Regions from separate parts of the Mus musculus genome. Here region 2 is linked to region 1. Evidence: chromatin loops called from intact Hi-C (ENCODE). Cell type or tissue: left cerebral cortex. All regions are shown on one strand.

The links. Peaks named below come from ENCODE experiments on the same cell type or tissue, not always from the same donor. Only the 100,000 strongest peaks of a DNase experiment are listed, where the experiment ranks them.
Region 2: it touches region 1 in a loop (16-fold over the local background); 10 of 42 quality-filtered maps call a loop at or near these places.

Annotation. Positions count from the first base shown.
Region 1 is chr9:88,717,271-88,725,270 of GRCm38, forward strand. It overlaps Mthfsl (5, 10-methenyltetrahydrofolate synthetase-like), which reads right to left and starts at 2,528. Exons shown (of 3, transcript NM_001128601.1): 1 at 2,389-2,528. The coding sequence starts at 2,505. It overlaps Bcl2a1d (B cell leukemia/lymphoma 2 related protein A1d), which reads right to left. Exons shown (of 2, transcript NM_007536.2): 2 at 6,018-6,262. The coding sequence ends at 6,164. It also overlaps a transcript of Gm10634 not described here. In left cerebral cortex, CTCF peaks have their summits at 1,077 (motif pointing left) and 3,197; DNase peaks (open chromatin) are centred at 1,087, 1,562, 1,884 and 3,038; H3K4me3 peaks cover 1,528 bases; H3K27ac peaks cover 940 bases.
Region 2 is chr9:89,207,259-89,215,258 of GRCm38, forward strand. Bcl2a1b (B cell leukemia/lymphoma 2 related protein A1b) reads left to right here. Exons shown (of 2, transcript NM_007534.3): 2 at 324-580. The coding sequence ends at 422. Mthfs (5, 10-methenyltetrahydrofolate synthetase) reads left to right here and starts at 3,932. Exons shown (of 3, transcript NM_026829.2): 1 at 3,932-4,053; 2 at 7,951-8,000. The coding sequence starts at 3,937. In left cerebral cortex, CTCF peaks have their summits at 3,292, 3,507, 4,058 and 5,378 (motif pointing right); DNase peaks (open chromatin) are centred at 3,335, 5,349 and 6,788; H3K4me3 peaks cover 1,146 bases; H3K27ac peaks cover 1,095 bases.

The DNA.
Region 1 (8,000 bases):
ATACAAAATAGAAGGATTTTTTAAACATAAAAAAAATAGAATTGAAAAATGATTTAGTGACAAACAGGTAATTCAAAAGATGGGGATGATTTTTAAATTCTAATTAGTCTTCACAGACAAACTGAAAACAATAACTGAATCTATAAAACATTAATAGACTGCTAGGGAAAGGAATCAGTAAGAGACCTAAGGAATACTCATTAGACATTAAAACTGTGATTAGCCAAATGAAAACAATCTAGGAGGCCCTATGAGGGAGAAAGATTAAGAAAAAAAATAAGAAAAGTAGTTAAGAGACACAAAAGATTAATCTAGAGTTTTTATTATCTAATGAAAAAGAATTTCTGAAAGATACAAAGGAAAACCGGTAATCAAGATGTAACAGTTTGAATGACAATGAACATGATAGGTTCACACATTTGTTTCTTCAAAGGGAAAGATATATTACCTGTTTTACACCCAGAAGGTGGGGAATGAATTTAGCTAACAGCCTGGTGACCTCTGAACTGTCTGCATGGCTCCTAAGATTCTTATGTTTGTCTCAGTTATCCTCCCTAGACCTCTATCTTGAGCATTGTTTCTCAGTCAGTAGAGCCCATCTTTATGGGAGATGGCATGTGTACTTTACAAATGAGAGCAGAGGTGGTTAATAACCTGGTGACCTTGGCACTATCTATATGATGGAGACTACACCGAGACCCTTAACTTGTTACATGTAGTCAATCTATAGAATTCATCTCTACGGGAGAAGACTCATGTCCCTTGTATGGCTCAAGCCATAATTATTTAGAAACTCTTTTGAATTTGAATTAAGTTAATTATAATGAGGAGATTTTTCTCCCAAAATGTGCTATGTTTAAATATGCCTAAAATAAGTGTAAGACTCTAGAAGTTTGAACCAACCCCAGGTACCAAATCATGTTGAGTCAGACTTCCTTCTTGCTTCATGCTGAAGACACTCTTCTTACCTCTGTGGTCACAGAAACCATCAAAGTGAGCTTTGAGATTCCAAAAGCCCACAGCCTATGGCAGACCCAGGACTCTCACTACCTCCACCTTGTGGATAAGATGTAAGCGCTCGGCACCATGCCTGCCTGCCTGCCTGCCTGCCTGCTTCCAAGCTTCCCACCAAGATGATCACAGAGCAGCCTTCTGAACCTGTAAGCAAGCCCAAATGAAATGCTTCCTTTTATAAGTTGCTATGGTCATGGTGTCTCTTCACAGCAATAGAACAATAACTAAACCACAAGATATAATGCATAAATGAAAACATTGGTCTCTAGATTGGAACCCATAGGTATTGAGCAGAATGACAATAAAGTAATTAAAATTTGATTAATATGGACCAAATTGGAGTTGAAGATATTTTAATATACAATATATTTAAAAGTTGTGACTAGAGAGATGGCTCCGCAGTTTAAGATCACTTGCTGCTCTTGCAGACAACCTGGGTTCAATTTCCAGCACCCACAAAGGGACTTACAACCTTCCTGAACTCTGTCTAGTTCCAAAGGATCTGGCACCCACTTCTAACCTAAGACACCAGGCACACACACACAATGGACTTACATACGTGCAAGCAAAACACGAATACATTTCAACTACAAATAGTGCCAATCGTATAGGTATTTTCTTTAAAATAATTCCGTTGAGGATATACTCTTAAGGAAGCTGAGGAAAACTAAGTAAGAAAAGAGACAAAACAAGAAAATAAGGACCAGAAACAACCCCAACTCAGAAGCAGCAACCCAAGGTGTAATGCTGTGCAGTGAACGCAGCTAAGTCACAGCATCAACAGTTATCTCCCCTTAGATAAAACTCACAGTCGAGTTTTGCCAAAATAAAGGTACAGGCGATTTAAAACTCCTAGAAAAACAGACCCAAATTCCATGTATGTTCTAAGTATGGACAAATAAAATACAGCGCATTTTTGAACAGTTGTATCACTGAGCCATATCCCCAGCCCTACAATGGTTCCTTTTGTCTCCTTCCTCTGCTACATCCCTGATCCCTTAGGGGCGACAATCATGTTTGTCATCTGTATTACCCAACTCATAAAAAAAAAAAAAAAAAAAAAAAAAAAAAAAGGTTTACTAGGTGTTCAACACATGCGAATGGATTTCAATTAAACCGGAGAGTGATTCGACAGTCTCTACAGCTCCTAATGGCTACAATGCCTTTCCTAGCAATAACAAAATAGCTCTGTGAATGACCAAACCTGCCCGGAAGCTCAGCTCGCTCCCTCACAAGCTCCAGGACCAGCGAGAGCCGCCCTTGCCTGCGGAGCGCGCTCCCCGGACGACGCGCACGCGCCCCCGGGGAGGTGCGCCTGCGCAGACTCGCGAGCCCACCCTTCCCGGAGTTTAACTCCCGGCAGTCTTCTCGTACCTTCTGCGTGAGGAGGAGAGACTGGCGCAGCCGTTCCTCCGCGCTCAAGGCCCTCAAGCGCTGCTTCAGCTCGGCCCGCAGGCCCCGCTTGGCACTGTTTACCGTGACCGCCGCCATTCCTGGCAAGCACCGCCCCGGCCACGCCCATCACCCTCGGAGCTTAAGGGGCGGGACTCCAAATCCCCTGCCTCTGTAAACCTGCAGAGGTGCACAGGCCACTTAGGCATCTGAGCAGACTCCCGTCCTGTGTTGGCAGATAACAGCATGGTGTGGCGTCCTTGACCCTTCCTGCTTGATAGCTGGGGACTGTGCACGTAGCCCAGTGTGCTTACCCTCTCTCTCAGACCACAAAAGGTCGCCATGCTTCTGCAGAGGGTCTAACAAAGGCTGTCAACTATACTCCAGGACTCGATATTCATCTAATTGTGGAGTACAGGGCTCGAGAAGCTTCAGAAGGGCAAAGCAAGCCAGACATGCGTATACATCATACCGGAAGGCTCTTGGTTCCTCCTGGTCAATGGATAAAACATTCTCCTTTACCACCAAGTGCCTTCCTCTCCCTTTCAGTCAGTTGGCTCCTTACTGATAGATTTTGGGCCCGCTTTTATAACATATGGCAGGCCCTTTCTGGAGATGGATGTTCCCTCTCTGGACAGCTCAGGACTCAGTCAGACTGTTCGTTGTTATAGAAGTATTTAACCGCTGTTGCCATCTGCTGTTTAGAGACAGATAATGCCTTTTTCTAACAGGACGTTTGACTGAGAATGGAGCAGAGAACAAAGTAAGTAGATTTGAGAAGCTCTGACTCAGACTTGCGCCACTACGCCCGGCTAAGATTTATTTATTTATTATATGTAAGTACACTGTAGCTGTCTTCAGACATTCCAGAAGAGGGAGTCAGATCTCGTTAGGGATGGTTGTGAGCCACCATGTGGTTGCTGGGATTTGAACTCCGGACCTTCGGAAGAGCAGTCGGGTGCTCTTACCCACTGAGCCATCTCACCAGCCTTTAATTTTTCTGAGATGCAGAGATAGTTTAGTCCGTAAAATGACCAAGTACACCAGCACGAGAGAGCTGAGTTCAGATCTCTGGCACCCGTGTTAAGGGATATGTAGTTCAGTTCCGTAAGATCTAAGTGCCTGGAGACAAAGCAAGGTGGGAGAGAGAGAGAACATAGATGAATAGAATCTTATCATGAACAGTAAACAAACGCTGGATTCACTTACATCTACAGACCAGGTCCGTGTGCCAATGTAATATCCATTCACCAATGGTTCAACATGAGTGTGGTGTATGAATCAGTTTCGACTGAAAACATGTGAGACATGGAGAATCCTGAGCCATCCTTAGACCTAGGGAGTCCAAATGGTTATCTTAACATCATCCTCAGGTGATTCCCTACCCATAATAATGTTTGAGAATCACCACCATAAACCAATGTATTCATCAACTATTAATTAGCAGGAATAAATAGAACTTAGCATGGATATAGTCCTGGGTTTTACAACCAGCACTATACCAAATAATAATTATTGTTATTATTATTATTATTATTATTATTATTATTATACATGTTAAATTGTTGCTGTTAAATTCTGAAGGCAGGGCTTTTCTGGATATTCATGACAATTATATGTGGCTCCCTACATAGACACATCCCTTCAACAATAAATACGTAGTCTAGCAGCATAACCCAGGGGTAAAGTATGTACAAGTATGTATCTTGGTTTGATCACCAGGACTGCAAAAAATGATAGCTTTGATAAAAATATATGTTACATACGTACATTTTCTTTGAGGATTTATTTGTACCTATAACTGCGTGCAATCTTAGTGTGTAAAGCTCTCTAGGGTCATAAATCTGCATGTTCTATCACAGTAATGATATGTTTTGTAAAATGCTGTGTAGTGCCCATGCTGAGAGGAAGAGAAGAGAAGAGAAGAGAAGAGAAGGAGGAGGAGGAGGAGGAGGAGAAAGAGAAGGAAAGAGAAAGAGAAAGAAAGAGAAAGAGAAGAGAAAGCTGGCCAAGAATGCATGGTGGGGGGGGAGGGAGGAGACAGAGAGGCCAGAGGCAAGGTCCTCAGAGAGAAAGCAGAAAGGATCAGAGGGAGCCCCTAGAGGCCAAACAGTCCTTTTATAGCAAGCCAGGCTCCTGACTTGAGACCCTGACTCAAAACAAAAGCAAAGAAACCTTGCATGAAATATCTTGACCTTGGTGGCACACACCTCTCCTCTCAGCACTCAGAAGACTGAGGCAGGAAGACTGTGCTGATAGGATCATGCTGTGCTACACCTTGAGAAATGTGTCTTCAAACACAAACAGTTTCAAGGTTTGAAGGTGAAATTCCCCCAACCACAGTCTCATGTCTGAACACTTGGTCCCCTATCTGTTGGCACTGTTTCAGGGTGTTGTAGAACAGTTCTAACAAGTGACTGACTCACTGTGGGCATCAGAGCTCAAAAGTGATTACTGGGTCTGACTCACCTCTGTAAGATTCTAATTAACTTCCTACCTGGTCTTCTTGCTTATTCCTTCCCACTTCTCCAGTTTAAAGGTGGCAATAAAATAGAAGACCATGCTGTTTATGATATGGTGGCATTGCTATGCACAAAGCCTGGAGGCTCAACCTCCAGCACCACACAAACTGAATATGGCAATAACATGTCTGTAATCCTAGCCCTCACGATGTGGAGACAAAAAGAACAGAAGTTAAGTTCATTACTGACTTGCCCAGGGTCTTCATCCCTTCAGTGAGGAATCACCTCCAAGGTACTGTTCATAATTGAGATTCCTTGTAAAGATTTACCTGGCCTTGGAAAGAGGGGATCTTTCTTCACAGGAGCTACCAGTAGCCTCAAGGGAAACATAATGCAAGTGATCTAGACCAAAATAGAGGATTTCTATATATTGCCATCAAATTTGATCTAAAAATTGGAGCAGGGTCTTAACGAAAGATAGTTTTCTCTGTGTGTCTTTTTCTGCCTCTGTCTCTCAGGCTCTCTGTCCATATGTCTCTCTCTCCGTCTGTCTCTGTCTCTCTCTCACACAAATCGAGTTTAATAATGGCTTGATATTCCTTCATTTAGCTGCTTTTGTTCAAACCTCTCCAGTTTCTTCCTCTAGGAGCAGAAAGAACAGTGATCCCTTCTTGACTATTAGAAAGTCAGACTGATGACATATAACCTGATTGTTGACTATGACTTGACTTGGGGAAAATGAATTCCACTTTTTGTGTCTTGCCATGGGACAAATGTGGATTGGCAAGAGAAAGAAGGCAAGAGAAGGTCAGAGAGGACTATAACTTGAGGCCTTCCTTTTAGCCCCAACATTGCTTATCTGACTGTCCTATCCATGAACCCCAAATTAAAGGCCAAAGAGTAAAGATTCAGGAGAGGGCATCAATAAGAAACTGTAAAAATCCAGGAAAAGGTAGGAAGAAGATTTTAGCCTCTGTAAGGTTTAGCTTAGTAACCCAGCCTTTTAGATCATGAGCACACCCTTATGGAAAAGTCTCTACCTCATGCTAGAGGTACAAAAAGGATCCTTCCAGGTCATCATCTGTCCTTACTTCAATACCTGTCCCTTGTATTGAATGACAGACTCAAAACTGAAATCATGAAACATGTACAGAAACAAATACTAGTAATTTATTCATTAAAGTTGAAACAAAATATCTGCAACTCTGGAAAGACAAGTTTCATGTTTGTAAATGGAAATGCCAAGTGCTGATAACCATTCTCGTGGGAGCCAAGGTTCTCTCTGGTCCGTAGTGTTACTTGAGGAGAAAGAGCATTTCCCAGATCTGTCCTGTCATCTGCAGAAAAGTCAGCCAGCCAGATTTGGGTTCAAACTTCTTTATGAAGCCATCTTCCTATGAGAAAATATTGAACATTTAAAAATTGGTGGGATAATCTCTCTGCTCTCACTACCTGTAATCATTACATTTTCAATATGTTCTCTACTCCAAGGCTAAACTCCTTGAGAAACCTTTAGAAACACTGCCCAATAGAAATGTAGTTTCGCCTACATGTGCTAATATTACTTCTTTTGCTTTGTAGCCACATATTGAGAAATCTCTTAGTCAATCTTCTTTTGCTGTAAAGAGACATCATGACCAAGGCAGCTCTTATAGAAAGGAAACAATTAATTGGGGGCTTACTTTTGGTCTCAGAGGTTAGTCCATTATCATCATGTCATGATGCACGGTGGCACACAGGCTGCTAAGACCTATATCCTGATCTGATCCATAGGAAGAGACAGAGATAGAGACAGACAAACAGACAGACAGACAGACAGACAGACAGATTTTGGAATTGGACTGGGCTTTTGGGAAACCTCAAAGCCCAACCCTTACTAACACACTTCCTCCAACAAGGCCACACCTCTTAATCCTTCTAATCCTTTTGAATGATGCCACTCCCTGATGTCTAAGCATTCAAATATGAGCCTATGGGGACCATTCTGATTCAAACCACCAGAAGAGAAAAAGAAAAAAAGTAATAATTTGAAAACAATATGAAACTGAATGTATATTAAATATTTGAATACTCTTTCAGTGTGTAGAGAGTATGAAATCATGTTTGAGATGTTATATTCTGTTTTGCCTATCAGATATTCAAAATCCAAAGAGTAGTATTTCCTCTTCACTCAAAGTAGCTTTGTTTTTGGTGCTCATTGGCTATAAGTTCTAAGGAAAGGAATTTTCTCTTTTTCTTCTCTTTATCTTTCAATTGCTTAGGACTGAAAAATATATTTATACTCATATTTACATCTATAAACTGTATTCCCCTGAGAATTATAAGGACTCATAGTAAATCCAAACTAAACCAATGTACTTGAGCCTTAGAAAATGTTATTTCCACTATAATTACTTTTGAGACAAGCCTTTTTCTTTTAACTAGGAAAACCCAAGCTGGTAGAAATAATTCAAGTCTTTGAATACACACACACACAAACACACGCATATATACCAATAAATTGTAGCACACTGTAAAAACATTTTTAGAACTTAAAATCTATAATTCTATGTTGGTTGGAAATTACTTCCACCTTATATTAATTCCTATTTTATCTAATGAGTACACTCAGGCTCAGGGGGGCAAAGTTACCTAAGTTAACAGAACTCATTGTGTGGTAGCATACTGTGGTTTGGGTACTTGTGAGGCAGACAGGGGGCTTTCTGTAAGCAAGTCTTGACCACACAGTGAGTTCTGAGCCAGCCTGCGATACAAAGCTAACTGTGCCACAAAGTAAAAAAGATAACATAATTCTTTGCCTGGATGGAGTCTGGGATGCAAATATTATACCCCTTTTCATTCCTTATATTCCCAAACAAACACAAGAAAGACTACAAACACTTATTTATTTTTGTTGTTTTCAGACAGGATCTTATGTAGCCCAGGCCAGCCTAGAAGTCACCAAGTAGCAAGAAATGACCTTTGACCTTTGAATCTTCTATCTCTACCTCCTAGCCCTGGGATTATAGTCATGTTCCATTGTGCTGGATTCAGGCAGTGATAGACCCTAAGACCTTGTACACAGTAAGCAAGTACTCTACCAACTGAGGAATATCCCCAGACTGTTCTTGCACATTCTCTGCATTACCACCC
Region 2 (8,000 bases), 490 kb after region 1:
GACATGATGATAATGGACTAACCTCTGAGACCAAAAGTAAGCCCCCAATTAATTGCTTCCTTTCATAAGAGCTGCCTTGGTCATGATGTCTCTTTACAGCAAAAGAAGATTGACTAAGACATTTCTCAATATGTGGCTACAAAGCAAAAGAAGTAATATTAGCACATGTAGGCGAAACTACATTTCTATTGGGCAGTGTTTCTAAAGGTTTCTCAAGGAGTTTAGCCTTGGAGTAGAGAACATATTGAAAATGTAATGATTACAGGTAGAGAGAGCAGAGAGATTATCCCACCGATTTTTAAATGTTCAATTTGTTCTCATAGGAAGATGGCTTCATAAAGAAGTTTGAACCCAAATCTGGCTGGCTGACTTTTCTGCAGATGACAGGACAGTTCTGGGAAATGCTCTTTCTCCTCAAGTAACACTACGGACCAGAGAGAACCTTGGCTCCCACGAGAATGGTTATCAGCACTTGGCATTTCCATTTACAAACATGAAACTTGTCTTTCCAGAGTTGCAGATATTTTGTTTCAACTTTAATGAATAAATTACTAGTATTTGTTTCTGTACATGTTTCATGATTTCAGTTTTGAGTCTGTCATTCAATACAAGGGACAGGTATTGAAGTAAGGACAGATGATGACCTGGAAGGATCCTTTTTGTACCTCTAGCATGAGGTAGAGACTTTTCCATAAGGGTGTGCTCATGATCTAAAAGGCTGGGTTACTAAGCTAAACCTTACAGAGGCTAAAATCTTCTTCCTACCTTTTCCTGGATTTTTACAGTTTCTTATTGATGCCCTCTCCTGAATCTTTACTCTTTGGCCTTTAATTTGGGGTTCATGGATAGGACAGTCAGATAAGCAATGTTGGGGCTAAAAGGAAGGCCTCAAGTTATAGTCCTCTCTGACCTTCTCTTGCCTTCTTTCTCTTGCCAACCCACATTTGTCCCATGGCAAGACACAAAAAGTGGAATTCATTTTCCCCAAGTCAAGTCATAGTCAACAATCAGGTTATATGTCATCAGTCTGACTTTCTAATAGTCAAGAAGGGATCACTGTTCTTTCTGCTCCTAGAGGAAGAAACTGGAGAGGTTTGAACAAAAGCAGCTAAATGAAGGAATATCAAGCCATTATTAAACTCGATTTGTGTGAGAGAGAGACAGAAACAGATGGAGAGAGAGACATATGGACAGAGAGCCTGAGAGACAGAGGCAGAAAAAGACACAGAGAGAAAACTATCTTTCGTTAAGACCCTGCTCCAATTTTTAGATCAAATTTGATGGCAATATATAGAAATCCTCTATTTTGGTCTAGATCACTTGCATTATGTTTCCCTTGAGGCTACTGGTAGCTCCTGTGAAGAAAGATCCCCTCTTTCCAAGGCCAGGTAAATCTTTACAAGGAATCTCAATTATGAACAGTACCTTGGAGGTGATTCCTCACTGAAGGGATGAAGACCCTGGGCAAGTCAGTAATGAACTTAACTTCTGGTCTTTCTGTCTCCACATCGTGAGGGCTAGGATTACAGACATGTTATTGCCACATTCAGTTTGTGTGGTGCTGGAGGTCGAGCCTCCAGGCTTTGTGCATAGCAATGCCACCATATCATAAACAGCATGGTCTTCTATTTTATTGCCACCTTTAAACTGGAGAAGTGGGAAGGAATAAGCAAGAAGACCAGGTAGGAAGTTAATTAGAATCTTACAGAGGTGAGTCAGACCCAGTAATCACTTTTGAGCTCTGAAACCCACAGTGAGTCAGTCACTTGTTAGAACTGTTCCACAACACCCTGGAACAGTGCCACCATATAGGGGACCAAGTGTTCAGACATGAGACTGTGGTTGGGGGAATTTCACCTTCAAACCTTGAAACTGTTTGTGTTTGAAGACACATTTCTCAAGGTGTAGCACAGCACGATCCTATCAGCATAGTCTTCCTGCCTCAGTCTTCTGAGTGCTGAGAGGAGAGGTGTGTGCCACCAAGGTCAAGATATTTTATGCAAGGTTTCTTTGCTTTTGTTTTGAGTCAGGGTCTCAAGTCAGGAGCCTGGCTTGCTATAAAAGGACTGTTTGGCCTCTAGGGGCTCCCTCTGATCCTTTCTGCTTTCTCTCTGAGGACCTTGCCTCTGGCCTCTCTGTCTCCTCCCCCCCCCCCCCCCACCATGCATTCCTGGCCAGCTTTCTCTTCTCTTTCTCTTTCTTTCTCTTTCTCTTTCCTTCTCTTTCTCCTCCTCCTCCTCTTCTCTTCTCTTCTCTTCTCTTCTCTTCTCTTCTCTTCTCTTCTCTTTTCTTCCTCTCAGCATGGGCACTACACAGCATTTTACAAAATATATCATTACTGTGATAGAACATGCAGATTTATGACCCTAGAGAGCTTTACACACTAAGACTGCACGCAGTTATAGGTACAAATAAATCCTCAAAGAAAATGTACGTATGTAACATATATTTTTATCAAAGCTATCATTTTTTGCAGTCCTGGTGATCAAACCAAGAGCCTTGTACATACTTTACCCCTGGGTTATGCTGCTAGACTACCTATTTATTGTTGAAGGGATGTGTCTATGTAGGGAGCCACATATAATTGTCATGAATATCCAGAAAAGCCCTGCCTTCAGAATTTAACAGCAACAATTTAACATGTATAATAATAATAATAATAATAATAATTATTATTATTATTTGGTATAGTGCTGGTGATAAAACCCAGGACTATATCCATGCTAAGTTCTATTTATTCCTGCTAATTAATAGTTGATGAATACATTGGTTTATGGTGGTGATTCTCAAACATTATTATGGGTAGGGAATCACCTGAGGATGATGTTAAGATAACCATTAGGACTCCCTAGGTCTAAGGATGGCTCAGGATTCTCCATGTCTCACATGTTTTCAGTCGAAACGAATTCATACACCACACTCATGTTCAACTATTGGTGAATGGATATTACATTGGCACACTGACATGGTCTGTAGATGTAAGTGAATCCAGCGTTTGTTTACTGTTCATGATAAGATTCTATTCAGCTATGTTCTCTCTCTCCCACCTTGCTTTGTCTCCAGGCACTTAGATCTTACGGAACTGAACTACATATCCCTTAACACAGGTGCCAGAGATCTGAACTCAGCTCTCTCGTGCTGGTGTAGTTGGTCTTTTTACCAACTAAACTATCTCCGCAGCTCTGAAAAATTAACTCTCAAAAAATCAGTCCTCGGGTACTGCACTGTAACATGGGGTGGTAAATCTGAGTCAGTGCTTCTCAAATCTACTTACTTTGTTCTCTGCTCCATTCTCAGTCAAACGTCCTGTTAGAAAAAGGCATTATCTGTCTCTAAACAGCAGATGGCAACAGCGGTTAAATACTTCTATAACAAGGAACAGTCTGACTGAGTCCTGAGCTGTCCAGAGAGGGAACATCCATCTCCAGAAAGGGCCTGCCATATGTTATAAAAGCGGGCCCAAAATCTATCAGTAAGGAGCCAACTGACTGAAAGGGAGAGGAAGGCACTTGGTGGTAAAGGAGAATGTTTTACATTGACCAGGAGGAACCAAGAGCCTTCCGGTATGATGTATAGGCATGTCTAGCTTGCTTTGCCCTTCTGAAGCTTCTCGAGCCCTGTACTCCACAATTAGATGAATATCGAGTCCTGGAGTATAGTTGACAGCCTTTGTTAGACCCTCTGCAGAAGCATGGCGACCTTTTGTGGTCTGAGAGAGAGGGTAAGCACACTGGGCTACGTGCACAGTCCCCAGCTATCAAGCAGGAAGGGTCAAGGACGCCACACCATGCTGTTATCTGCCAACACAGGACGGGAGTCTGCTCAGATGCCTAAGTGGCCTGTGCACCTCTGCAGGTTTACAGAGGCAGGGGATTTGGAGTCCCGCCCCTTAAGCTCCGAGGGTGATGGGCGTGGCCGGGGCGGTGCTTGCCAGGAATGGCGGCGGTCACGGTAAACAGTGCCAAGCGGGGCCTGCGGGCCGAGCTGAAGCAGCGCTTGAGGGCCTTGAGCGCGGAGGAACGGCTGCGCCAGTCTCTCCTCCTCACGCAGAAGGTGCGAGAAGACTGCCGGGAGTTAAACTCCGGGAAGGGTGGGCTCGCGAGTCTGCGCAGGCGCACCTCCCCGGGGGCGCGTGCGCGTCGTCCGGGGAGCGCGCTCCGCAGGCAAGGGCGGCTCTCGCTGGTCCTGGAGCTTGTGAGGGAGCGAGCTGAGCTTCCGGGCAGGTTTGGTCATTCACAGAGCTATTTTGTTATTGCTAGGAAAGGCATTGCAGCCATTAGGAGCTGTAGAGACTGTCGAATCACTCTCCGGTTTAATTGAAATCCATTCGCATGTGTTGAACACCTAGTAAACTTTTTTTTTTTTTTTTTTTTTTTTATGAGTTGGGTAATACAGATGACAAACATGATTGTAGCCCCTAAGGGATCAGGGATGTAGCAGAGGAAGGAGACAAATGGAACCATTGTAGGGCTGGGGATATGGCTCAGTGATACAACTGTTCAAAAATGCGCTGTATTTTATTTGCCCATACTTAGAACATACATGGAATTTGGGTCTGTTTTTCTAGGAGTTTTAAATCGCCTGTACCTTTATTTTGGCAAAACTCCACTGTGAGTTTTATCTAAGGGGAGATAACTGTTGATGCTGTGACTTAGCTGCGTTCACTGCACAGCATTACACCTTGGGTTGCTGCTTCTGAGTTGGGGTTGTTTCTGGTCCTTATTTTCTTGTTTTGTCTCTTTTCTTACTTAGTTTTCCTCAGCTTCCTTAAGAGTATATCCTCAACGGAATTATTTTAAAGAAAATACCTATACGATTGGCACTATTTGTAGTTGAAATGTATTCGTGTTTTGCTTGCATGTATGTAAGTCCATTGTGTGTGTGTGCCTGGTGTCTTAGGTTAGAAGTGGGTGCCAGATCCTTTGGAACTAGACAGAGTTCAGGAAGGTTGTAAGTCCCTATGTGGGTGCTGGAAATTGAACCCAGGTTGTCTGCAAGAGCAGCAAGTGATCTTAAACTGCTGAGCCATCTCTCTAGTCACAACTTTTAAATATATTGTATATTAAAATATCTTCAACTCCAATTTGGTCCATATTAATCAAATTTTAATTACTTTATTGTCATTCTGCTCAATACCTATGGGTTCCAATCTAGAGACCAATGTTTTCATTTATGCATTATATCTTGTGGTTTAGTTATTGTTCTATTGCTGTGAAGAGACACCATAACCATAGCAACTTATAAAAGGAAGCATTTCATTTGGGCTTGCTTACAGGTTCAGAAGGCTGCTCTGTGATCATCTTGGTGGGAAGCTTGGAAGCAGGCAGGCAGGCAGGCAGGCAGGCAGGCAGGCAGGCATGGTGCTGAGCGCTTACATCTTATCCACAAGGTGGAGGTAGTGAGAGTCCTGGGTCTGCCATAGGCTGTGGGCTTTTGGAATCTCAAAGCTCACTTTGATGGTTTCTGTGACCACAGAGGTAAGAAGAGTGTCTTCAGCATGAAGCAAGAAGGAAGTCTGACTCAACATGATTTGGTACCTGGGGTTGGTTCAAACTTCTAGAGTCTTACACTTATTTTAGGCATATTTAAACATAGCACATTTTGGGAGAAAAATCTCCTCATTTTAATTAACTTAATTAAAATTCAAAAGAGTTTCTAAATAATTATGGCTTAAGCCATACAAGGGACATGTGTCTTCTCCCGTAGTGATGAATTCTATAGATTGACTACATGTGACAAGTTAAGGGTCTCGGTGTAGTCTCCGTCATATAGATAGTGCCAAGGTCACCAGGTTATTAACCACCTCTGCTCTCATTTGTAAAGTACACATGCCATCTCCCATAAAGATGGGCTCTACTGACTGAGAAACAATGCTCAAGATAGAGGTCTAGGGAGGATAACTGAGACAAACATAAGAATCTGGAGGAGCCATGCAGACAGTTCAGAGGTCACCAGGCTATTAACTAAATTCATTCCCCACCTTCTGGATGTAAAACAGGTAATATATCTTTCCCTTTGAAGAAACAAATGTGTGAACCTATCATGTTCATTGTCATTCAAACTGTTACATCTTGATTACCGGTTTTCCTTTGTATCTTTCAGAAATTCTTTTTCATTAGATAATAAAAACTCTAGATTAATCTTTTGTGTCTCTTAACTACTTTTCTTATTTTTTTTCTTAATCTTTCTCCCTCATAGGGCCTCCTAGATTGTTTTCATTTGGCTAATCACAGTTTTAATGTCTAATGAGTATTCCTTAGGTCTCTTACTGATTCCTTTCCCTAGCAGTCCATTAATGTTTTATAGATTCAGTTATTATTTTCAGTTTGTCTGTGAAGACTAATTAGAATTTAAAAATCATCCCCATCTTTTGAATTACCTGTTTGTCACTAAATCATTTTTCAATTCTATTTTTTTTATGTTTAAAAAATCCTTCTATTTTGTATTTTGTTTGTTTTTTCAAAATAGTTGAAAATCCTTGATTGGCTATGCATATTTCTGTCTTTTGGGGGTAGTGAGCCTCAACTGAGGACCTTGTACATGACAATGGATGAAACCCCTGGCCCTTGGCATTCATAAATATGCATTTATGAATGAAAGTGTGTTAGCTACAAGCTTTCCTCTGTTTTTGCAGATACTGTTTGGAATTCTAAGGGAAGAATGGAGTCTGCCCACCTCCTGTGTCCATGTTTTAATGGTGCTGTGTCTATAAATACTGGCTCATCTTCCCTATGTCTTATAGGAATCATTGTCTTCATCCTCCCTTCCTAACAGATAGCATGGAAATGGGCTGGAGGAAGAAAGGCAAATGCATATGCATAATCTCACACTGATTTTAGCTGTGTGTCTCATTGTTTCTTTAGCTCTTGTTTTTCTACACTCTGCTGTAAAGAGACTAAGAAAAAGACTTTCTTATATAGTAAGCGGTGTGAAAAGCCTCAGGCCTGCTCCAAATCCGGGTTTCCATTTGCTTCATTTCTGCCAGCAGCTTCTGACAGCTTCGCAGGGAGGAATTCCTTCCCTAGCCTCGCTTTGCTATGCTTTGCTTAACTTCCGTCTCCCCTTGGTATTAGATGTAACTTTGCTTTCTTCCCCTAAGTCTTTCTGTCAGCCATATTTGTAAGCTGCCATTGCGTTATCCTTCTTTCCTTAGCTTGAAGGACAGGGGGGACAGAAAAGCAGTGGACACAGAAAGGGAGTAAGGGGCCGGCTTCTGAGTCTGGGTAAGTGCTTAGGACTTCATGAGCACAACTTAGCTCCCACTGTCTGATGAGCGATTCCACTCAATGTGGATTCTTGCACCAGGAGCCCTTTGCCCCCATTTTAATGAACTCTGTGAGCACCTAATTGAATGGAATGACACTGGTTGAGCTAAGAAACCGTTACCAGTGTGTTCTCTGTGGGAGAATCCGTCCTTTAGGATACATAGGCAGTGACTGACCCGGGACTCACCATATAGACTGAAGTGTTGATGTGCGTCCCTACAGATGTAGCAAAGGTTCTGCAGAGCCCAGTAAGGTTAGGTCTCAGTGGGACTTAAATGGGGAAAATCAATGGGAGAAATGTCCAATGATCCAAGGACTGGAAATTTTGTGAGATCCCAATTTCATAGAAAAAAATAACCCCCAAATCCTCGAGTGAGTCCCTGAGGTGTACTGTCAGGAAATAGAAACTGGGTTCTTATCTGGGATCTGAAGATAGACAGCTTTTCATTCCATGACTTCTTAAGGAATTTCCATAGGGTCAAGCATAGGCATAGTGGAGAGATGAAGGAGTCAAGTATGCAAATCTTGAGTCTTGAAATAAAAACCAGGTATCAGGGTGCAGTGTCAGCTCACCGCATCACTCCTTGAAAAAGGCCGAGACAAAAGGGAGGAATTGGTAAGAGAAGTTACTAGTTTATGAAGAATACAGTCTTAAAAATTAAAACTGCCATCATTTCCCACTTAGGTGATTGCCCACAATCAGTATCAGAATTCCAAAAGAATTTCCATCTTTCT